Regions from separate parts of the Mus musculus genome. Here regions 1 and 2 are each linked to region 3. A link is a loop called in an ENCODE intact Hi-C map of the cell type or tissue named here. Cell type or tissue: heart. All regions are shown on one strand. Region 1 has its middle 46 kb from the start of Gm40042. Region 2 has its middle 16 kb from the start of Gm23096. Region 3 has its middle 81 kb from the start of Gm40042.

The links. Peaks named below come from ENCODE experiments on the same cell type or tissue, not always from the same donor. Only the 100,000 strongest peaks of a DNase experiment are listed, where the experiment ranks them.
Region 1: a loop joins it to region 3, with 4 times the contacts of the local background. A loop is called at or near these places in 2 of 42 quality-filtered maps.
Region 2: it touches region 3 in a loop (2.8-fold over the local background); 2 of 42 quality-filtered maps call a loop at or near these places.

Annotation. Positions count from the first base shown.
Region 1 is chr3:50,067,808-50,075,807 of GRCm38, forward strand. No RefSeq gene overlaps it. Among named protein-coding and RNA genes, the nearest start is that of Gm40042, 46 kb to the left of the region's middle. In heart, no CTCF peak of the experiment used is centred here; no DNase peak of the experiment used is centred here.
Region 2 is chr3:49,638,576-49,646,575 of GRCm38, forward strand. It overlaps the pseudogene Gm29741. Among named protein-coding and RNA genes, the nearest start is that of Gm23096, 16 kb to the right of the region's middle. In heart, no CTCF peak of the experiment used is centred here; a DNase peak (open chromatin) is centred at 3,906; H3K27ac peaks cover 2,286 bases.
Region 3 is chr3:49,941,341-49,949,340 of GRCm38, forward strand. No RefSeq gene overlaps it. Among named protein-coding and RNA genes, the nearest start is that of Gm40042, 81 kb to the right of the region's middle. In heart, no CTCF peak of the experiment used is centred here; a DNase peak (open chromatin) is centred at 3,591.

The DNA of each region.
Region 1 (8,000 bases), 130 kb after region 3:
TACTTGTTATACCAAATTCAGTGCTGAGACTCTTCGAATATAACCAAAGTAATGTTTAATCAAACATATGAGAACCTCATGACCCAATAAGGTTCACGTACAAAGCAACATAGTGAATTTTACTTTTTAAAAACATTGATACATACATGCATATTATATTATATTCATAATTGCATGCTTGTGCATCTATAATGAAGTAATAATGTATAACCAAGGAAAATTGAAGTACCCATCACTTCATATGCCGGATCTTTGGACCAAGAGACTCTTTATGAGCTATGAAACATCTAGAACATTTTCACAACAGTTACTCCTTGTATCCTCTTTGTTATCTAAACTGTATACCCAACATTTTCCCCTCCTCCTTCCTTAAGAAAAAGAGTTTTATTTTTTTTTAGCTTTAGGAGAAATATTGCTGTGTAGGACAATCTGTCTGTGTACCTTACTTTCCAATTTGTCTTTGCAAGTACCATGTCATTACCAGCTTGCTTTCCTCCCAATCCCCCACACTGGCAGTGTTTAATTGGATATCCCATTGCTTCATCATGGTATCTGCAAAGCATAGCTCAGTGTGGATTCACACAAAGCTCTACTATTAATGGAAACACTATGGGTCGCTGATCACGTTTCCGATTATTTATAACATTTGAAGCTTTAAACAAATAGTTCAAGTAAGCATAGTCTTAACTATTCAAAACTCTTATCCAATATTGCTTTTACATAAATAATTTAGTGAAGTAACTGCCAGTAGTAAAAACTAGGCAGTGATTGCCAATTAATGTTTTCAGTCATCTTATTATCTCTTGAAGATTTTATGTTGCCATAGAGTGTTTATTACAAGTTGTTCTCATATAAAGGGAAAAATTATAAAATCACCAGAATTTTGGACACAGCACAGGGACAATTACAGTTATTGTTGCTTCAGAATCTGGAGACCATTTTGATTTCTCAGAACTAGAAAGTGAACAATCACTGTCAATAGGTACAGAAATCATAGTGAGGCATAAAACTCTATTCTCTGTGAATAAAATCGTCTGCCCAAAGTCAGTTTAGTGGTGCTGGAAATTCCCACACATGTTCTCTGCCTGTTTCCTTCTACTTGTACACAACTGTACTTCAAAACATTGAGAGGGTCACAAAGAATGGGAACAACTTCTTGAAACTGTTAATTATGTGACACCCCTGACCCAACACATGTACATTAATTTCACTCCAAAAACTCCACTTTCCACTTTCTGGGCTCCAAAGTGAAGACTGTTATAGCTTGGACCAAAGGGAAGGACAGTACGGACTAGAGGAAGGGAATCGTACATGATCTGCAAAATGTGCAAGACACATTAAATTTTCCGTGAATCCTTTTAGTATTTATTTTAATATGATGTAGCTTTTCCATGTAAAATAAATATGAGACAATTGCCTTATTTGGTTCCTTAGAATGTGAAGCCTTATTTTTCAAGGAAGGCTTGAAGTCCCTTGAAAAGATCTTGTGTACTTACAATCATCTGATTGTAGTGCATGTTGATACTGTCAAGTGAAATGGAGATCATTTAAGAACCCTTCAGCTGTGTTTGTGTGCTCTCCTTAGTGAGATGGAGCAGCTACACTCATGCATCACTCTTTAAATTCTTCACATGCATTTTCTGGTTCTCCTGCTTGGACCTCTTCATTCCCACTTGTTCTTGTCCTGTCATTTCCTTCATGTTCAAATTTCCCTAACAGATGGCTATGTGTACACATTCCTCTTCATATTAAATGTCACCTTATAAAATCAGACAGGGAGGCCTGAGGTTATTAGAAAAGCCACTGGATTAAATAAAGCTTCTGGTTCCTCACCTCTCCTTCTTTCTGAAGGGGAAAAGCAGAAGACCACCATTCCTCTCCAGGTAGCATTCTGAAATTCTAACCCTCTGGTCAAACATTTAGTTTAAAAAATTAGATGATAATCATTAATACTATTCGCATACTTGCAACACATGCACATATTTTACACACACCACATAGATGCATTGCATATACAAATTCCACACGTATACATCACATATGTAAACACTATCTATATAAAATACACCCCACACACATCATATACACGATACAAACATAAACTTCAGAATCACATACTCCATATACACCACTTACACACAACACACAATATATGCTCTCCACATAAAACATATACACACAACACACATGTAATGTGCATATACACATAGACACTCGCTCCCCCTCTAACACACACAAACAACAAGAGCAACAAAATCCCATAGACACTGCAGCACACACCACAGCATTTTAAGACCTACACCAAACTGCATCTTTTCAGACTGGATTTCTGAGAAGCATGAGCAGTAGGAATGCATCAAATCAGATGTTCTTAGAAATGGTCTATGTAGACTTAAACTAGACGCAAGTAAATACCTTCCTTAACCAAGATCACGGCATTATAGGCATGAAATATTTCTGAAGAAATTGCACATAGCATTTGACACCTTTTTTTCCTCAAACTGTTGGATACATGAAGAATTTTACCAAAGATCAAGAAAATAAAGAATTCTTCAATTGTTGCTTATGTAATTCCTCTTTCTCTAAGTGGTGGTCACATAACCACTTCAAAGGATGGCCTCCACAGAGATCTGCCTTTGCAGACCCTAGGTGGTCACATCTGCCTGTCACATAGGAATAATGGCCTCCTGAATCCTAGGGAGCCACAAGATTCCTGCCTAAGAGAGTCAGGGCGGACTTATGGATTTAGTGTTTGTTGGAGCTAAAACAATTCTCAGAGACAGAGACAGGAAACCTCACTTTTCATCTTTTGTAACTATGTGTTTTTTGAGCATTTAATACTAAAATACAATTAAAAGGTACTTTGGGTCTTGTAGAATTCAATTTAGTTTTGCCTGTATTCTCTTCTAAACTAAGTCATGGATGGATTCAATTAGTTATCCTCAGCATTCCCAACCAAAAGACTTGAAGCAAGGTCCAAGCCAGCAATAAAAATCAGGACAAGTCTCTGACCATAGTTCCAGCCATACATTTACATCAGTAGCAAGTGTTTAAAAATGGAAATTCTGCTCAGAGACAAATGAGCTCTCTGAAAGGTCACCTTGAGACAACTTTATAAGAAAAACAATGTCTTTTTTTTTTTCCATTTTTTATTAGGTATTTAACTCATTTACATTTCCAATGCTATACCAAAAGTCCCCCATATCCACCCACCCCCACTCCCCTGCCCACCCACTCCCCCTTTTTGGCCCTGGTGTTCCCCTGTACTGGGGCATATAAAGAAAAACAATGTCTTGTGCTTAGCCTTAGAGCTATCTACTTCATGCCTTTGAGTAAAGTCCCTAAAGAAGTGCTGTGTGGTTTGTTACTTAGTACTTAGCTTTTCCAAATAATTGTTACTTAGTACATATCATCCTTGGGGAAAAGAGAAGTGCTTTCCTTTTGGAAAACGGAGACGATGTTGTCCTATTAAAATGCATTTAACTAAGTAGGACAAAAGATAAACATGAGTAATAGAGCTTAAGTTACCCACACGATAACCTAGTACTCCAAACATGAGCCACCTCACCAGCCTGGTCCCATATAACTATACAAGCACCATCAGTAATCAAACAGTACCCATGCCTATCAATATCTTAGTTTTAAAAGTATCCTTTCTTCAAGATAGTATATCCAAAACTGGTAAGACAATATTACTTATTAGCAACAAGGATTGGTCTGAAGTATATGCATTCATATTTAACAGGATTAACATAGATATGATGGAACTCTTCAGTCTTGAAATATTTCTTGTATTAATAAAACAAATCATATTATATGGTGTCCAATATAGTCTTGCATAAGAAAAAAATCAAAATCACCATAAAATTTCTCTCTAATTCATTAAAATTTTAATTTAGTTCATATAAAATACTGTACGATGGGCATTTGACTTCAGTTCTTAACAAAGAATATTGTAAATTCTAAATATAATCAATTTTGCCATTTTTACTAATTTGGAGTTGTGCAAATTACAAATTGGGAGAGCTTAAAAGATTCTATGATGTCACAAAGCAAGTGAGAGAAAACTCAGGATTTCAAACTAGAACCTACTTACTATTAAGAATGGAATCTTAATTGATGTATTTAATATAGAAACCACACCTTATTGGACATTTTGTTGGGTGTGTGTCTAAAAGTAAACATAAAAATGCAATGCCTGTCTTAAACTATGAGTAGAGACCCCATACAGGGTCACACATGGAGTGCGGATATTACAAAACACCTGACAACAGTAAAGAGTTTTCTGTGTGCATAACAACAAGCAATTCAAACACATCATGAGTCTGATGGATCTAGCCCGTCTTGCATCAAGCCCACTGCAGTGTTGGTTCTGAACACACATGGGCAATTTGAAATGCATAAGATATCACATCACACAATGCCACTGAACTTTAGACAGAACGCTACAGATTCAGGAATAATGTCATGTTATGAATTCCTTTGATTTCACTGTGGGTACAGGATTTTCTAGTCTTATAAAAGCACAGTGTTTTAATTATGGAAAGGAGAATTTTAATACGCACCTGCAATCACTCTTTGGCATGTATCAAATTAATAAATCTTTAGGTTGATTTTATTCGAATATTAGATATTTGAGATTGCTGTTTGACTTGAGTTTCCAAAAATATCATTTAGTGGATTTGACTTTAGAAGGGTAGAATTTGCATAACTTTCTGAAACAACCCTAAACATACTTCTGACATTTGATACATTTGGTTATTCAGAGAAGCATACAAGAAACATTGAAGATGACTTGTTGAGGTAGACATTTCTGGTTTCTTAACAACTCAGTTGTGTCACTTGATGTTTTTCTGGAAGCTGTCTTGGGAGAGGGCATGTGATGTTTTGCTGAAAACAGACATGTGAGAGGGTGCATGATGGTCAGAAAGAATATAAACTGAACACGGGTCTTCACTGGTTTTCACTGGTCTTCATTGTCTTTGTTTCATAGACAGAATACACCAAAGGACTTTGCCTGGTATTCTGGCTGATTCAGGCCGCTTCTGTTAACTTGTGGCAATATTGCAGAGCCTTACTGTTTCTGCTGGTTCATGCTACTGCTACTGATTCACACTTGGTGTTTGCTATTGAACTGGATTGCTGGTATCCTGACAACGAAGAGTAGAATCACCCCAAGGAACTATTTCTAAACAAGTCTACAACCCCATTTTCCTATTAACTTTCTTTTTCACCTACTTCTGTTCCATAGGCTAGAAAGGAAGTTGAAGTATTTAAAAACCCTAAATAAAGTGGGTTTTGAAAAGCCTAAACCTGCAACTTAAATCCTTTAATGTCAAATATTCAGCTAACACTTCATTCATTCATTTATTAGATATTTTCTTTATTTACATTTCAAATGTTATCCCCTTTGCTGGTTTCCCATATCCCATTTCCCCTCCCTCTACTCACTAACTCACCCACTCCCATTCCCTGTCCTGGCATTGCCCTAACAGTGGGGCATGGAGCCTTCTCAGGATCAAGGCCTCTCCTCCCATTGATGTCCCACAAGGCCATCCTCTGGTACATATGTGGCTGGAGCCATGGGTCCCTCCGTGTATACTCTTTGGTTGGTGGTTTAGTTCCTGGGAGCTCTGAGGGTACTGGTTGGTTCATAGTGTTGTTCCTCCTATGGGGCTGCAGGCTCGTTCAACTCATTCTTTATGGAGAAATAAGCAAACTTATCTAATTAGGATTCAAGTTTGCTTTCCTCCTCAATGATGATGATAGCAAATGCCTATCAAAATTGTTGAATAATAAATTACTTTATAATTTTTATTACCAGTATGTTTGATTATATACTGGATGTAAATACAATGTATTTATTGGAGCCCAGGGCAGGGACTGGTTAACTTGTTTTGGACAGAATAAATCAAATCCTATCAAGTGTAATTTGAAACATAGATATTTGTATAAGCCAAGGCATAAAGGCAAGCCAAGACAGACTTGTGTGTGAAAATTGGGAATATGAGAAAGTGCCACATATATTCAAGGAATTAAAATGTCACCAGTAGATTACATTATCAGAACTGCAAATACCAAGAAAATCAATTAAAGATGGAGACATATAAAAGTGGGAATTCAAAGACTGGATAATGTTGCACAAGGCATTCACATTTTCTGTAATAGGTAATGAAAAACCATTGATAAATTGTTATGAAAAACAACAGTTAGCAATACTTTATTTCAGAAGCTTGTCTTGGGTGATCATTTGGAGGGAAAGAAACCAAAGAAACAAACAGGAAAACCAATGATCAGAATCAGCTTCAATATTTAATTTTAACAAAAACCAATAAGATTGTGTACAACCCACTTTGTCATTCTGATGAAAGGCTGATGAGAACTTAAAAAGCATGTACTTTCAAAGAATTTTTTTTTCTCCTTTAAGACGTAGTGCCCTCTTCTCATAAATGTCAGCAGTTGATGGGCTTCTGAGAACAACAGTGAGTAATGGTGGAAGGACCAACCACAACTACAAGGATAGATCCAACTGTGCAGGGGGAGGGGGGAGGTGGACCAGGGGCATCCTCCAAGGGCCGGATTCTCCAGAGGAGTTGATTCTGGGGCCTTACCAAGGCCTTACCACAAGGCCATCCTCTGCTACAAATGCTGCTGGAGCCATGGGCCCCTCCATGTATATTCCTTGGTTGGTGGTTTAGTCCCTGGGAGCTCTTGGTGGTCTAGTTGGAGGATATTGTCATTCTTCCTATGGGGTTGCAAACCCCTTCAGCTTCTTTAGTCCTTTAATTGTCCTGAGTATCTCTGCAACCCCCTTGGTCTAGGCCAGTGGCACTAAACCTTGAGAACACTGTCATACTTTCATACAGTTCCTCATGTTTTGCTGAGCTCCCACAATACATTTTTTTTACTGCTACATCAAAACTGTAATTCTGCTACTGTTATAAATTTTAATACAAATATTCTTGGAAGTCAAGGTTTGCCAAAGGGGTAACTATCCACAGGTTGAGAACCTGTGGTCTAGACTGACATCAACATGCTAGAAACAGAAGTAATACATGCAAGGTGTCTGACTTCCCACATAACAGAACTAAGATTAGGTGCTTTTGAGTAAGGCTTAATCTTGTGCGTGAAGATTTGGGGTTCACATCAGAAAATGGGATGCAAGAGCCAGTAACATTTCTGGGTTTGTGATGGTTTTAGATTAAAAAAAGAAAAAAAATGTGAGTTGATCGTTAAGTACAGGTGCTGTTTCAAAGTAAGTTGTGTAAAGTTATATAAATTACATTTTAATGTAACACAAGCTTGGGGACCATCATTTTCTGCTTTACTACATTTGAATCCTATCTGTTTTGTAGGCATACTGTTATTGTACATTGTGTAAAGATTATCCTTGTATTATTCAAATGTTGCTTTCTCTGTCAGTGTTCTCTAGGGTCACAGAACTTATGTGTCGTCTCTATATAGTAAAGGAATTTGTTGATGACTTACAGTCTGCAGTCCAACTCCCAACACTGGTTAGCAGCAGCTGTGAATGGAAGTCCAAGGATCTAGCAGTTGTTCAGTCCCACAAGGCAAGAAGGCAAAGAAGAGAGAGTGAATCTTCCTCCTTCCAATGTCCTTTTATATAGGCCTCCAGCAGAAGGTGTAGCCCAGGTTAAAGCCACCACACCTTTAATCCCAGATGACCTTGAACTCCGAGATCTTTCTTACTTAATCTTCTGGAATTCATAGCCACTATGCCTCAAGATCTCCATGCTAAGATCCAGGTCAGACACTTGTTTCTCCCAGCCTCAAGAATAGGATCAACTGATGAGCCTTCAGTTCTGGATTGTAGTTCATTCTATATATAGTCAAGTTAACAAACAAGAATAGCCACTACAGCCCTCATATTTGATTACAAAACAGACATGCCATTGTAATGGTTATTCTAAGAATCTCAGGTCTCAATGGTATGGAAACATTGCTCCCCATTGATTCTCTGATTTGTCAATAAAAGCTGA
Region 2 (8,000 bases), 300 kb before region 3:
ACATTTACACAGAATGATAAAACAATGGATTAAAAATGAAATACAAGTTTTTATTTTTTTATAAAATATATTTTTAACCTACCAACAGATATTACTATTCACAACCACTACTTTGTATTTCCCAATCTTCTCATTTTTAGAAACAATCTTTATACTATATATTTTGAAACTGTTTCTCCTACCTCCTACCAGATCCTCCCTACCCACCCAACTTATGTTCTCTCAATGTTCATCTGCCCCCGCCATCACTGTGTGTTTGTGTCTGTCTCCCTTTCTTTCTCCATCTCTCTGTGTGTTTCATTTAAAAAAAAAACAACCAAAAATGAATACACACACACACACACACACACACACACTAAAACAAAAACAAAAATGAGAAGCAAACAACACGTCAAAAACAGAATCAAAACAAACAAGCAAAAGACCAGTAAGATAATATATGGCAAAATAAAAGAAAAAGCACACTTACTCCCATGTAAACAAAACCAAACACAGCAGGGAGTCCATGCATTTGTTGGGCAACTAATCCTGGGCATGAAGCCCACTCTGGATACTGCTTAACATACCCAGTGATGCTTCATTGCAGAAACCTAAATTTTCCCTTTAAGCAGGTATGAATTGAAAAGTGCCTCTTTGTTAAGGATGGAGGCTCACGTCTACTTCCTCATCTCAGTGCAGGGGCCTTCTTTGACTTGAGCATGTACAATCCCTGTGCATGCTGCACTCTGGAAGATATTGTTCCCCTAAGATCATCCATCACCTCTGGTTCTTAACAATCTTTTGCCTCCTCTTGACCCCACAGTGCCTTGAGCCTTGAGTGAAGAAGTTTGGTGAAGATATCACATTTAGAGCTCCATAGCCTCTCACCCTCTCCATGCTGTCCCCTTGTAGTTAAAGTGACATATACATTTTAGAGCTGTTCACAGAACTCTTTTGTTTCTGAGACATCCACCTGGTAACGCAAATGAGCAGAATAATCACCAAGGTTCTCTGAAATCATCTTTTAGGGCTATAAGCCAATGTCCCTTTTTGAGCTTAAAGATGTTAGATCTTAAAGGCAAACTCAAAATCAGTAACAGCATTTGATTTTTTTTGTCATGTCTGCAGATTTGTAGAATTCATATAGAGGTGACAACTCTGTGCTGTGCTCTGTGAACATGTAAATACTTAGAAATATTGATCTCTGAAACTCCAAAGTTTCTGCAAGGCAAAAGACACCGTCAATAAGACAAAAAGACCACCAACAGATTGGGAAAGGATCTTTACCTATCCTAAATCAGATAGGGGACTAATATCCAACATATATAAAGAACTCAAGAAGGTGGACTTCAGAATATCAAATAACCCCATTAAAAAATGGGGCTCAGAACTGAACAAAGAATTCTCACCTGAGGAATACCGAATGGCAGAGAAGCACTTGAAAAAATGCTCAACATCCTTAATCATCAGGGAAATGCAAATCAAAACAACCCTGAGATTCCACCTCACACCAGTCAGAATGGCTAAGATCAAAAATTCAGGTGACAGCAGATGCTGGCGTGGATGTGGAGAAAGAGGAACACTCCTCCATTGTTGGTGGGATTGCAGGCTTGTACAACCACTCTGGAAATCCGTCTGGCGGTTCCTCAGAAAACTGGACATAGTACTACCGGAGGATCCAGCAATACCGCTCCTGGGCATATATCCAGAAGATGCCCCAACAGGTAAGAAGGACACATGCTCCACTATGTTCATAGCAGCCTTATTTATAATAGCTAGAAGCTGGAAAGAACCTAGATGCCCCTCAACAGAGGAATGGATACAGAAAATGTGGTACATCTACACAATGGAGTACTACTCAGCTATTAAAAAGAATGAATTTATGAAATTCCTAGCCAAATGGATGGACCTGGAGGGCATCATACTGAGTGAGGTAACACATTCACAAAGAAACTCACACAATATGTATTCACTGATAAGTGGATATTAGCCCCAAACCTAGGATACCCAAGATATAAGATATAATTTGCTAAACACATGAAACTCAAGATGAATGAAGACTGAAGTGTGGACACTATGCCCCTTCTTAGATTTGGGAACAAAACACCCATGGAAGGAGTCACAGAGACAAAGTTTGGAGCTGAGATGAAAGGATGGACCATGTAGAGACTGCCATATCCAGGGATCTACCCCATAATCAGCATCCAAACGCTGACACCATTGCATACACTAGCAAGATTTTATCGAAAGGACTCAGATGTAGCTGTCTCTTGTGAGACTATGCCGGGGCCTAGCAAACACAGAAGTGGATGCTCACAGTCAGCTAATGGATGGATCATAGGGCTCCCAATGGAGGAGCTAGAGAAAGTAGCCAAGGAGCTAAAGGGATCTGCAACCCTATAGGTGGAACAACATTATGAACTAACCAGTACCCCGGAGCTCTTGACTCTAGCTGCATATATATCAAAAGATGGCCTAGTCGGCCATCACTGGAAAGAGAGGCCCATTGGACTTGCAAACTTTATATGCCCCAGTACAGGGGAACACCAGGGCCAAAAAGGGGGAGTGGGTGGGCAGGGGAGTGGGGGTGGGTGGATATGGGGGACTTTTGGTATTGCATTGGAAATGTAAATGAGTTAAATACCTAATAAAAAATGGAAAAAAAAAAAGAAATATTGATCTCAGTTACGTGAAAAGATCATATGAAAATCTTTCAACTATTTTAATTGGCTTTGGTATAGGAGTTAGTCAATTGCCCCTTTTCTTTGCAAGCATAGATTATATCTTTGTCTAGCAGAGGCAAATGTCCACTTAACACTCAACTGAGATGGCATGAGTAACAAAAAGACCCGAAGGTTTTGTTTTCCAGTTTTCTTTGGCTAATCAGGATACATTTATTCTGGAGAATATTCTGAATAAAATATTTTTTCTTCAAAGCATGAGTTTAGAGCAGCTGCTTTTCATGGTACACACCTGCAAGGTATTACGGAATGATGTGTTTTTAAAAGGAGTGCTTCAAAATCCTATGTTCAATTTGTGCCTCCCAGCTCAGACTCACTCTCTGCCTGCTGTGTGTTCAGCAGGCCCTGCTTACTGTCTCCCTGACCCTGGTTGCCTAGTTACAAAATCCTCTTTGTGATTTGTGAGATGCTCATCCTGATTGAGAGCAATGGATTTATTTATTTTTTTCCTAAAGTAAACTTAAGAGAGTTTCTATTTCAGAGTGGAACATATTAAAACCAGTAAACCTTGCCAAATTTAGACATGTAGTTCCCACGGAGAAAACTTATCAACTAGAGTTTTTGTCTCTTCCAAATTCTTTCTGGTCAATAGGGCCAAGAGTTTCCTTCTGGTTCTACAGAAAAGTAACTTCACGTAGCTCCTAAAAAAGGATAGATTATAAAATCAAGTTTAAATATAAAAATACATTACAAAAATTTAGTATATTTTAAGTGGATTGAGCATCTCTCTAGTTTTCTCATTGTTTCTATAAATGAACTTGAGAGAAAATACATTGTAAGTAAATTGCCAGGTTGAAACATTTCAAATAATACGTTTTTTGTTTTGTTAATTAACACAGTGCATTTCAAATTTCAAGCCACATAGCTCTGTGCTAGTGTCCAAGCAAACTGCTTATCAAACAAGTATTTATAGAAACCACTTATCTATCTAATTTTTTCTAAGGCATTTTTTTTACCACTAACAAATTCAAGTGGAGTTAATGCACAGTTTCATGATGATTTCTGTGGATCACAAACACACTAATATAGTAGTGATTGTTGATTACAAGAGTTTGGGTGCAATAACTCTGAAGATTTCTTAAAGAGATGCCAACTGGCAAGCGGAGCTAAGTACCACAGTCCAGTTCTGAAATAACTAGCCCATTATGTCATAGGCTCCGCTTGCTCCTCTGACACTTGAGCGTGTACACCCACTGCAGTCAGGATAATTGGTACCAGCTGTTTAACTGTTGATCTTTTTTCTTTTAACTTTGGCCAGGAGCCAAGCTGACTTAAAAGCCAGGATTCTAAAAAGAGCCTGAAGACTCCTGCCAATGTATATGTATGTTTTTGTTTCAAGCTGCCTTGCTGGAGTAGTTCATTCCAAGGCCATGATGGAGAAAAGACAGTAACACAGATGCAAGTGAAAATAGGCTGTCTAGCTTCTAAGAGTCAGAGGGAAGCCAAAATGTGTGACTCAAACATCTCATTTTTCCACTCTTTTCTTTCCAGAGCAACAGTTTCCACTCACTGGTGTGACCAGCAATTTGTTTTTATCCTCCAGATATTTTCTGTAACAGAGTTTTGTGGTGAATGTGAATAATGGGTTCAGGGTCTTAAAAATGTAGTTTCCTCCTCTTTTTATTTATTTATTTTTTTTGTCAAGCCATTGAAGAAAAATTTATCTTGACAACCAGCAAATATGAAACAATATCCTTCCCCTAATCCCTAAAGTAATAGACCCAGAAAGGATAGGATCGGGTACCTGATGCCCCTGATAGAGTATGAGAAGTGTATTCAAAGATCCAAACAGAGTTAGTTACTAGAAAATGTGTATTGGTGGTGACCTTCTCAACTACTACTTAAAGCAACTGCTTTGTAAAACATCATAGTTAAAACAAACTGTAAAATTCTAATTATTAAAAGTATGATAAAGCATTAAACTGGATTTTAGTGTTCTGATAGTATTCAAGTTTCATTTCGGGTAATAGTAAAATCCTAGTTGTAAGAAAATTATTAGAGCATCTTCAGAAAGTTAGAAAAGTGGGTGGGTGGGTTGGTGGGGGAGCTCCCTCCTGGAAGCAGGGTGGAGGGAGGATGGGATAGGGGGTTTGAAGAGGGGAAACAGGGAAGGGGGATGCCATTCGTAATGTAAATAAATAAAATAATGTATAAAAATATAGAAAACGAAAAGGAATAACATGGCAACAGGAAAATCAAATCGTTGTAAAGGTTGAAAACACAGATATGAGTAGAAAAATCAGGGAACTAATGCAAATATTTTCAGAGTCTGAGAAAAGAAAGAAATGTTAAAAATAATATGAAGGGCGGTGGGCAGCCTCTGACCGAAACTGGGCCTCAACCAGATGGTGGTGGTGAGGCACAGCTGCCAGCCCTGGGGCTCGATCCTCCGGCTGTTCGGGCGGCCTGGGAAGTGGCTTTGCTGCGCTGCTCTTCCTGGGCCCTTCTTGGGTTGTGTATGGGACCAACTATCGCCAAACCATCTTCATATTTATCAGCAGTTCTGGCGGTGAGCAAATCAACCAGGTGGCCCTGGAGGCCTGGCGCAGCCTCGGGGACAGGGAAGATATCAGCCTACAGGAGGTGGAGCCAGTAATCTCCCGAGCTGTGATGGATAACCCTCAGCATGGCTTCTGGCGGTCTGGCATCATGGAGGAGCACCTGCTGGATGCTGTGGTGCCCTTCCTCCCACTCCGGCAGCATCACGTGTGCCACTGTGTACTCAAGTGGTTCAGGCTGTGCTGGACAGTACCACCTACTTCCCTGAGGTAGAACAGCTCTTCTCCTCCAATAGCTGCAAGACAGTGGCCTCCCGACTCACATTTTTCCTCTGAGAAACCCAGGTTGCATCACTGCCTCCTCTGCCTAGACAGAGCAAACACGAAAGGCCTGGGCGGCTCTTGGAAGAATTCTTTCCTAAGCTGATTGGCAAGTGGGACCCAGAGCACAACGCTAAGATGAAGAAAGGTCTAGAAGCACCTTTGCTAAGAAATTCCTGGGTAACCCAGAACCTCACAGCTGTGCCACTGCCCTGCAGTCTGAGCCTGAGCCTTCTCAATGTGAACTGCATGCAACACAGGGATGAAGGATTGTGAGTGCTTCCAGCTGGGGACTCTTACTGGCACGCTTGTGTGGCTCCTTTCCCAGATCTCAGCCCACAGCCTCTGGCTGGATCTGGCAATCCAGCTAGGCCAGGCTAGCCCCTCACAGTTTCACCAAATGGAAGGACTCAAGTACTACATGGGCCTGAATTTCAAAGTTTTTAATTTTGTACAAGAGACCAGAGATAATCAACTTAGCCATGGTATTAGAAAAAAAAAATAATACGAAGAAAAAAATCAAGGTTTGATGATGAAATTGAAGGCAAGCAAGATGTTAGTCCATTCCATATATTAAATGACATACTTCTTACTTGTTCAACAAATGTTTCTTGGACACATGATACATATTAATACTCCCGGTGAAAAACAAAAGCATATTCAGATATCACAGATATCCCTCGAAGGGAGAAGAGAAGTCTTGCCATCAGGTAATATTCACTATTGTAATACTCACCAGTATGGTTGGATCTCATCCCAGGACAACAAAAATGTTTTCCAATTATAAGTCATCGGAGTCTAGTCTACCTGTGCTAATAGACCATGACAACCCTCTCTTCCACCTGGGGATCAACAACATCACTCAGTTCTTTGTCTCAAGAGTAAGTACTTTCTTATCTATAACTAAAATAAATTTTGATGCTGCCTAGGCAACCATATTGTTGATATTTTGTGGGTATATGAACCCTATCCTGTTTGGAAGATGCTGTCTAGCAGTAGGCTTCTTTGTCCTCTGGCCCTTACAGTCTTTCTGTTCCCAATTCTGCAGCGTTTCTGAGGATTAAGTATAGTGGTTACGCCACAGATGTCGCAATCTGGGTGGAGAAACGTGATTATGCCAAATAAATCTCAATGTCACAAAAAATTCTGAAAATATTCTTTTGTAGTGGTGATTGGTTTTTAGTAACAAACTCATTTTATTAAGTCCCAAGCCTGAATTATTTATGCTTGTTCATTTTTAAATGCCTTAGCTTGGTTTATTCAGATTGATAAAGATGTGCATGAATTTAAGACAAAATTTATGGTTAACCAGTGTATAATTTGTATTCATCTTTAGGAAATGGTAATACAATGGTTAATGCTAAATATTTTGACAGCTTTTCCATTTATAATACTTTTGATGCCTTTTAGTTAAGTACTGATCCTATGTAAAACATAAAGTTTTATACCACATCAGATGCCTACATTGCCAGAAAAGAAACTCGGAGAATTTGTTCTTGTGTTCTGCTGCAGCAATGATGTTGCAGTTTGTGAGGAGCGGGTGTGGCAGCAGTCCCAAGATGGCGCCTGGGACTGCAGCCAAGTCTTATGACTTGCACCTGACTTCCTCATACACCTGAAAATAAGCCGCATCCTTCGTGATAGCTGCGCAGGTGTACCATGATGCAAGATCGGACCATATGACAAGTGATGATTCTGGCCAATGGACTGCTGTTATGTGGACTGGGCTGATGGAGCGTGGTTGAGAGAATATATAAGGGATTGCGATTGGGGGCAGGTTGTTATTGTTTTTTCCTGGAGAGATTGATTTCTGGAGAGAGATTCATGCATGATGTTGAAAGGTTCCCGAATAAACTTCTTTGAGAAGAACGTAGTGTTGTTGCTCTTCTGCTGGTCGGAATGGGAAGCGACAGCAGTTCTCAGTGTTATAAAACCTTCCTTGCCTTCTGCTATGAGATCTTGTACAGAGTAGATTTGGAATCAATATTTGTTAATAGGTAACATGATAAACAATTGGGCAAACAGCAGTCTCAAGAGCCTAGTCTTTGATTTCTGGTTTCCTAACACAAAGTAAAAGAAAAGTAGAGAAACTTCAAAAAATTAGTCTAAGAGGCCTATAAATACATGTGTTTCTGGTTACAAGGAATACTTATATATTATGGATGGATTATAAGCATAATACATCATCTTCAGTCATCTAAAATATGAATATTTGAGATCAACTTAACCACGGGCTACCGTTATTTCTCTGATTTTGTTTATCGTATTGAGTATTTGAGAACACACTGTCATTTGGAACTCTAGAAAATACATTGGAAGGAAATAACTATTGAAGTTTTGATAATTGAAAAGGAAATAAGAAAAAAAAGATTCATTAATAGGTTGCAACATTTGAAAAAATCATGCCTGGACTATTTCATACAATAGAAATTCAACTTCCAATTGAAATGGTTTTTTTGAG
Region 3 (8,000 bases):
ACAGTAGTGTACCTCTCCCATTTATGATGATCTATACCTTCTGCTGTTGACTCATTTCATGAAAAGGCATGGTTACCTCTGGCTGAGACACAAGGCTCTAGACACAGAAAACACTCTGCTCCAAGAAGCTGTGGTATTCCAGGATGTATTCAGGCTGCTAACTAATGGTTTCTGATATAGAAAGCCCGACATCCCAAATACCAAGGGAATGTATGCTGATGATCAGAAAAGAAAAGAAAGAAAAAAGAAAAAAATGGAATTCTTATATAGTTCTCAATTTGAAAATGTGGGTTCAGTTGACTTTTTATTTCCTACATATTTACAATACATTTTAAAACAAAACACTTTTCCTTACCTCCTGGGACAGTTTCCATTTGACCTATTCTGGCATTAATAAAATTTAACTAGAAAACTTGCAAATATTCAGGTATCTTATTTTAATGACTTATGAAAAGACATTATAAAAATGCAAGAAGTTTTGAAAAAAAGAAATAGTAAATTGAGTTAGTTAAAAAGATGTTTACATCAACCAAAGGAGCTCTCTGGTTCAGAGGGACTCTAACAGTGTCTGTGTACTTCAGCGACCTGAACCTGCTTGCTTAGCAGCAACTACAGGTCAAAGTAAGACAGGAGAGGCATGGCTTCCTCGTGTGCCCCAGTGCATGCATTATCCATGGGTGTACTATTTTTTCTAGCAAGCCAAAACTGGTTTTGAATGCTTGAAAAAGCCATAGATATAGGCCACATTCTCTATAGGAAAATAACAGGGCAGCATCAGCATAGCTACAGAGAGGGGACAATTAGGAAACAATGATTTAGGGAGATGGGTCAGGCCAGGTCACTCCACTCATACTCTCAGAGAATAACTGCACCACATAAGTAGCATAGGAGTTATTATAGAAAATGTTATTATAGAAAAGTATGTTTCTGTAACAAATTATTATGTCAGATGAGCAGATACCTCATCACACCTCATATGTGCATGAGAGCCCTCCAGATGCTTGTCATCAATTTTGAGACAAAAGCATCTTCAACAGTATTAGAGTATGATCCCATTACCACTACAAGGGCACTAGCTGAAAAGGGTATCATGGGCATCTCCCAATGGTTGTAGAAGGTGATCTAGGAAAGCTGCCTTGAAAACATTAGATGGAACGCCAGTTTAGTAACCATGAGGGAAGTCCAGAGTCATGAAGGCTAAGAAAACAAAGACATGATAATCCTTGAGGAGACTTGAACAAATGTCTATTTATCTTGGATAGAGCACTGAAGACTGATCCAAAGAAAGGCGCCTACCTTCACAGTAAGCCAATGTGCTTATTGTAGTTACTCATAGGAACAGGAATGATACCATGACATCTGTATCATCAGAAATACACAGTGATACAGCTAACACATCACAAAATCTCCATCACTGGCATTCACTGCACTCCTTGCAGACATCTCCACTAAGATTTTCTCCTCCCCACCAGCAACTATTTACTCCTTAATATATAATGTTGGAGAGAGGCCTGTGAGTCTTGTAAGATTCATGTGTTTCCTGATCTTTGTGAGTTTTCCAACCCTCCAACTCACAAAACAGATGCTGTATCTAAAGTCACAGAATATATACATACATATACATATATATATATATATATATATATATATATATATATATATATATATATATATATATATATTCCCTAGTAGTTGCTCAGTTTCAAAAGGGTGAATGTCTCAGCTGGTTTTTTGAATATGATGGAGTCCTGAAGAAGTAGACTCCAATGCCAATGAAGGAATGGATGTGCTAGCAAGGCAAGGGCAAGCAGGTGAAGAGGAAACCTTCCCTTTTTCTATGTCCTTATATAGACTACCAGCCAAGATAAAGCCTAGATTACTGGTATGTCTTCCTGCCTCAAGATTTGGATTAAAGTCCTGTGTCCTCCAGCCTTAAGATCCAGATCAAAGGCATATATGTCTTCTTACTTCAAAGGTCCATACTCACAGTGGATTCATCACTTCACACCAAACAGAAATTCCCTCACCTGTGTACCCTCCATTTCTGGACTGTAGTTCATTCCACATACAGTCAAATGGACAACCAATAGTCTTCACAGCCATCATATAGGTATTACTGAAAAGGAATGCTGGGTGAGATTCCCATAGATGCTGAGATCCACAGTGACATACGTCAGAGGAAACAGAGTGATTGAAACCATTATTTAGGTTCATGGGTGAGATTAGGCTATTAACTGATTCCCAGGAGAGGGTTGCAGTGGTGAAGGAGCTAATGAGGTCAACTTCTGTGGATCACATACCTAGGAGAGCACACCACAGAGATAAAGTGCTAACCCAGAAACCCACAACTTCAGCACTTGCTTAGATTCTGTTCTGGAGAGGAATAGTTTTGATCACTATGCAGATGTCATGCCAAAGGCAATATGCCAGTGTTGTTGGTTGGGTATGCTGTTCATTTTCCAATACCTGGTGTTTGGTTTATTTGTTTTCTGTTGTTTGTTTGTTTGTTTTTGCTTGTTTGTGGATTATTTTGTTGTTTTTGTTTCCTGTGCTGGGAATCCAACCTAGAGCTTTGTGCATCCCAAGTAAGTATGTTAAACACTGACCAGACCTCTCTGTGCCTCAACCTTATTTTGGCATTACTCTAAAAAGAGTTATTCTTTTAAAAGTACAAAAGTAATCTTGTTCACACTTAAAAACTATAGGGCAAATGTGTATCATAATGGTCAAGATGTCTACATTCCTGTGTAAAACCAGTAAGTTCAGCTCCAGCAGGGTGTAGGATACTTCATCCTTGGCTGGATGCATGGTTCTCAGCTCACCACAATCCTCCTCACTCTTGGGTCTTTACCTCTACTTTATTATCTGACCAAATCCACGGGGCTCTAAAGACCTTGACTACAGAAATTGAACTGTGTTCTCTTTCATAGTGTACAATGTGGTTCTTCAAGCTCGAGGATATGGGATGCAACAAAAACAACAACAGCAACAACAAAAATGGAGTTTTCACTGAAACCTTCATTTGCATATCACTTCAGAAAAGCTATGTCAAGAAACAAACCACCAGTAATTAGGACTGACAGACAAGCAGACAAGATAAAAATGAAATGAAATCGGCATTAGGAAGAAAAGTGGGAAATGCTCATGTGAGAGCCAAGGCTAAGTTGGATATGTAGTTCTTCATAATTTTGACTCACTTGAGTTTTACTTATGGATTTAGGAGTTAATTGAAAAATAATTATTATTATCAGTAATATATAACTCACATTGCAGTTCATCAAATTACTGTGCCATTTGTTTCTTTGGAATTTTTTTCTTTTTTTGATCACCAATTTTGCCATACCCACACTCTAAATGCTAGTTCTCCTGGGCTGATTTCCTCTATTATTGGGGGGAAAGTGCTAAAGGGCAAGTTCATTTTATCACAGAGAGTTCAACAGGGTGACATTCTTCTCCCATTTCTGAAAACCCAGAGCCACTTTGCACCCAGCTTGACCCAACAGCTGAAGCTCTTCCGCTCTCACTCCCAAATCTGTTTGCGTTTGGCTTACGTTCCTAGCTCTTTGGTGTGCTGGTGATTATACTTGTCTGGGAGGCTTAGGAGCTATAAAAAATCTGGACCTCCTCATATTTCAGAACAAGGAGATAAGGCTTGAGCTCCAATTTGGAGCTGCACAAACTCAAATGGTGCATGTAAGCCCAGAGTTAGCAACAGCAGCCTGCCAGCTTGAATCCACTTCTCCAAAGCTACATACCATATGGTCGGCTACAAATTGAAACCCAAACAGGCCAAGATGTTTCACAGAAAACTCAATCGGACTTCTGTTAACATATGTGCTTGGCACCCAGAAAGAGAAATATTGGTACTTGGAACTTCACAATCCCAATTGTAATCTAACTAGAATATTTCTCTTTTAGAAATAACTTATCCTTGAGATGAGTAGAGCTCACTGGTAGAGTGTTTCCCTACTACATGAGAGGACTACAGAAGAAGGAGAAGGAGGAGGAGGAAGATAAGGAGAAAGAGGAGGGGAGGAGGAGGAAGAGAAGGAAGAGGAGAAATAACACAAAAACAGCTTAACAATCTGACAAATCCAATTAAAAGAATGATTAAATATCACTATAATGTTTATTTTCAATGGACAGAAAAGTAGAAGTTATGAAAAAGTTTTAATTAAAATTGTTTTAGGAGATATAGATAAAAATCCATGTTAGATACATTTAAATAATAGAGAATGTGCTACTGTTGAAACTGCTAAAGGCATAAATTATTTAGCTAGATTAGCAAAACTAATGATTATTGATAGCTAGCAATGAACCGTCCTGACTCTGAGCATGTGAACAATGTAAAAACTGGTCTTCACTAGACTGATAGAAACTTCCAGCTGTGATATGCTTTAAGACAACTATCACTATTTAGATGTGTTATCATGTCCAAGGATGCGAGTTTTGAAAGCTTGATCTTCTTGTAGAGATGTTAAGGAATGAGATGCTTAAAAGAGTTGGTGCTTAGTGACAGATACTGAGACCATAGAGGCAATCTGACCATGGGAGGCATCAATACGATTTCCATGGGACTCTCATTAGCTCTCACAAGAGAGTAATTATGCAAAAATAAGAAAGGCCCCTTCCCTTTCTTTGACCCTATTTCTGAAGATGCAATTGTTCTGGTAACCAGGACTTCATGGCATGATGTGCATGCTATGAGGCCCTTGTTAGACTCTAAGTAGGCACTCATTGCCTCAGATTACCTAACCTCTATAACTGCAGGAAATACATCTCTGTTGTATAAGGAGTATTTGTAGTATCATGTTGCAGCAGTCCAAATGAACTAAGATGGCAGGTAATCCATTATTGAGACTTGCAATTGTATTTGAAAGCATTTAAATGCATTGTTTCTCATTGACTTAGTAACATAGGGCCAATGACATCCTTCACCAGTGACTTTATGACCACCATTAAACATATTACATCATTTCTGGGTAGTTTTAGGGGAAGAAGCTATCTTGCTGGAGATAAAGTTACTTTTTAAAAGTAGTGCACACATTTAAAAGCACTAAAAAGTCAGCTGAAAATATTTGAGATTAAAATAACAAGAAAAAGGAGCTTCATTTTACTAAGTCCTGAAGACATTACATTTCTTATTATTTTCCAACTCCTGATGAAAATCAAGCTTTTCTATCAAGCTTTTCCACATCTTGAAGATGTGGATTCTTCCAAAAAATGTGTTAAATTTACCTTTACTGAAAAGGAGTTGTGGTGAATCTTTCCAAATGACCATAGCAATAAGATGTAAATGACCACAAAGAGTGGTAAATTACAGTTATACACGGAGCAAAGACTCATCAGTTTGTCCTCAAAGTCACATCAGGGTTCCCCGGATGAAAGGGCACAGGGACCCATGAGCAGGAAACATGTGCTTTGAAAACTGGTTTGAGTCACCAGGGTGAACTTCAGCCTGGGAGCTTAGAAGATAATTTGTTTAGTTTTAGCACTTAATGAGATAAAAGTTGATGTTTTTTTGCAATGTGTCTGCCCTGGAAAATAGCAACTGGAAAGTGGGTATAAATGCATAAAAACAAATGGAGCCAGAATGAGCATCTCAGCTTGACTGGAGCTGGTAGAGGGCCAGGGTTTCCTTTCCCTTTACATTCTTGAATCACTACCAAAGATGAAAAACTGACACCCATAGTTTTGACCCGCCCCTGCTTCCAAAGGAAGAGCCAGCTTAAAACAGCAGGAATCACTCAACATTCTTCACTGAAAGCAGTCTCAGAACCTGCCTGCATGCTCTGTTTGCAGCTTCCCCAGTCGACACTCTGCAAAGCAAGCATTTGATAATATAACATCAAGGCAGCCACCATCTACTGTGTGCACAAACTCAAATCACTTCAGATAACAGTCTTACTGGAACTTCAGCTTTTAAAACATACACAGAGCAGATAAGGTCTCTATTTCTACATCAATAAAAACAAAACACCAACACCAAGAAAAACCATATGTAACCCTGTTTGAAAAGCCAAATACCAATTCTAAGAAGGGGCAAAGTGTCCACACTTTGGTCTTCATTCTTCTTGAGTTTCATATGTTTTGCAAATTGTATCTTGTATCTTGGGTATTCTAAGTTTCTGGGCTAATATCCACTTATCGGTGAGTACATATCATGTGAGTATCATATTTGTGATTGGGTTACCTCATTCAGGATGATGCCCTCCAGGTCTATCCATTTGCCTAGGAATTTCATAAATTCATTCTTTTTAATAGCTGAGTAGTACTCCATTGTGTAAATGTACCACATTTTCTGTATCCATTCCTCTGTTGAGGGACATGTGGGTTCTTTCCAGTTTCTGGCTACTATAAATAAGGCTGCTATGAACATAGTGGAGCATGTGTCCTTCTTACCAGTTGGAACATCTTCTGAATATGCCCAGGAGAGGTATTGTGAGATCCTCCAGTAGTACTATGTCCAATTTTCTGAGGAACCACCAGATTGATTTCCAGAGTGGTTGTACACGCTTGCAACCCCACCAACAATGGAGGAGTGTACTAACCAGTAACCCTGGAGCTCGTGTCTCTAGCTGCATATGTATCAGAAAATGGCCTAGTCAGCCATCATTGGGAAGAGAGGCCCCTTGGTCTTGCAAACTTTATATGCCTTAGTACAGGGGAACGCCAGGGCCAAGAAGTAGGGGTGGGTGGGTAGGGGAGTCAGGGGGAGGAGGGTCTGGGGGACTTTTGGGATAGCATTTGAAATGTAAATGAAGAAAATACTTAATTAAAAAATTATTAAAAAAAAAAGAATGAAAAGCCAAATACCACCAACAAGTACCCATAGAGGGATCCATGGCTCCAGCTGCATATGTAGCACTGAATGGCCTTATTTGGCATCAATGGGAGAAGATGTCATTGGTCCTGTGAAGGCTAGATGTTCCAGTGTAGGGGAATATCAGGGTGGTGAGGTGGGAGGAGGAGGGAGTATCCTCATAGAAGCAGAGGGAGGGAGGATAGAATGGACATGTGCTGAGGGGAAATCAGGAAAGAGGATAACATTTGAAATGTAAATACATAAAATATTCAATATAAAAAAAGAAATGGAAAGCCAAATACCCAGTATGAGGAAGAGGATTGCAATGGGAGTGTGAATATAGATTCTAATCATTTCATTTTCTGCGACATAGTTGAAAAAAACTTACCCCAGGAGACACAGGATTTCATCTTATGTTTTCAAAAGTAGAACTAAACGAACTCTAATTAGAAGAGAAAATTGTCACATTTCTAACCAGGAAAAATTACAAAACAAAGGTGTTTCTTAGGAAATGAGTTAAAGAAAGAAAGACAGGAGAGTGGAGTGAATGTCACTTCCAGAATTATCTAACAAACCCAGTGCGACACAGGGTGTGTGTGAAATGAGGAGTGATCAGATGCAGTGTGTGGGAAGAAAATAAACAGAGTCTGGAAGCTATGGGAAATCAAGTCCCCTTGCCTTCACAGACACTCAAATATCTACTGGAAGATAAATGGAAAAAATATATTAAGAAACAGCTATTTCCCAAGTAAAATAAAACAGCTGGGGGTAAAAAAGATCAATGTGAGACAGAAAATCTTATAGAATTAAGAATACAACCAGAGAATGTAACCACAACAATAAAAAGAAATCTTTGTTAATTTGATTTTTTATTAAAATTGAAGAAATGATGAAATGAAATTTCCTAATAGAAATTATGAAGCACAATTTTTCCATAGAAGTTTTTAAAGTGATGTTTTCAAAGCTATCTAGAAAAATTATGGTCTGATGTATAATACATCTTCAAAATGAAACTCATTATTATTTATTCTATTATTAATATGTGTGCCACATAACTAAGGAAATAAAAGCATATTTAGAAAATAATAAGTGTTGTGATTGTCCTTAGTTTAATGTTCTATATGATTGTTTTAATGAGACATACTATTGTTTCAATAGGCTCTCTATCTTGCAATTCCCTACCAATTCTCCTACC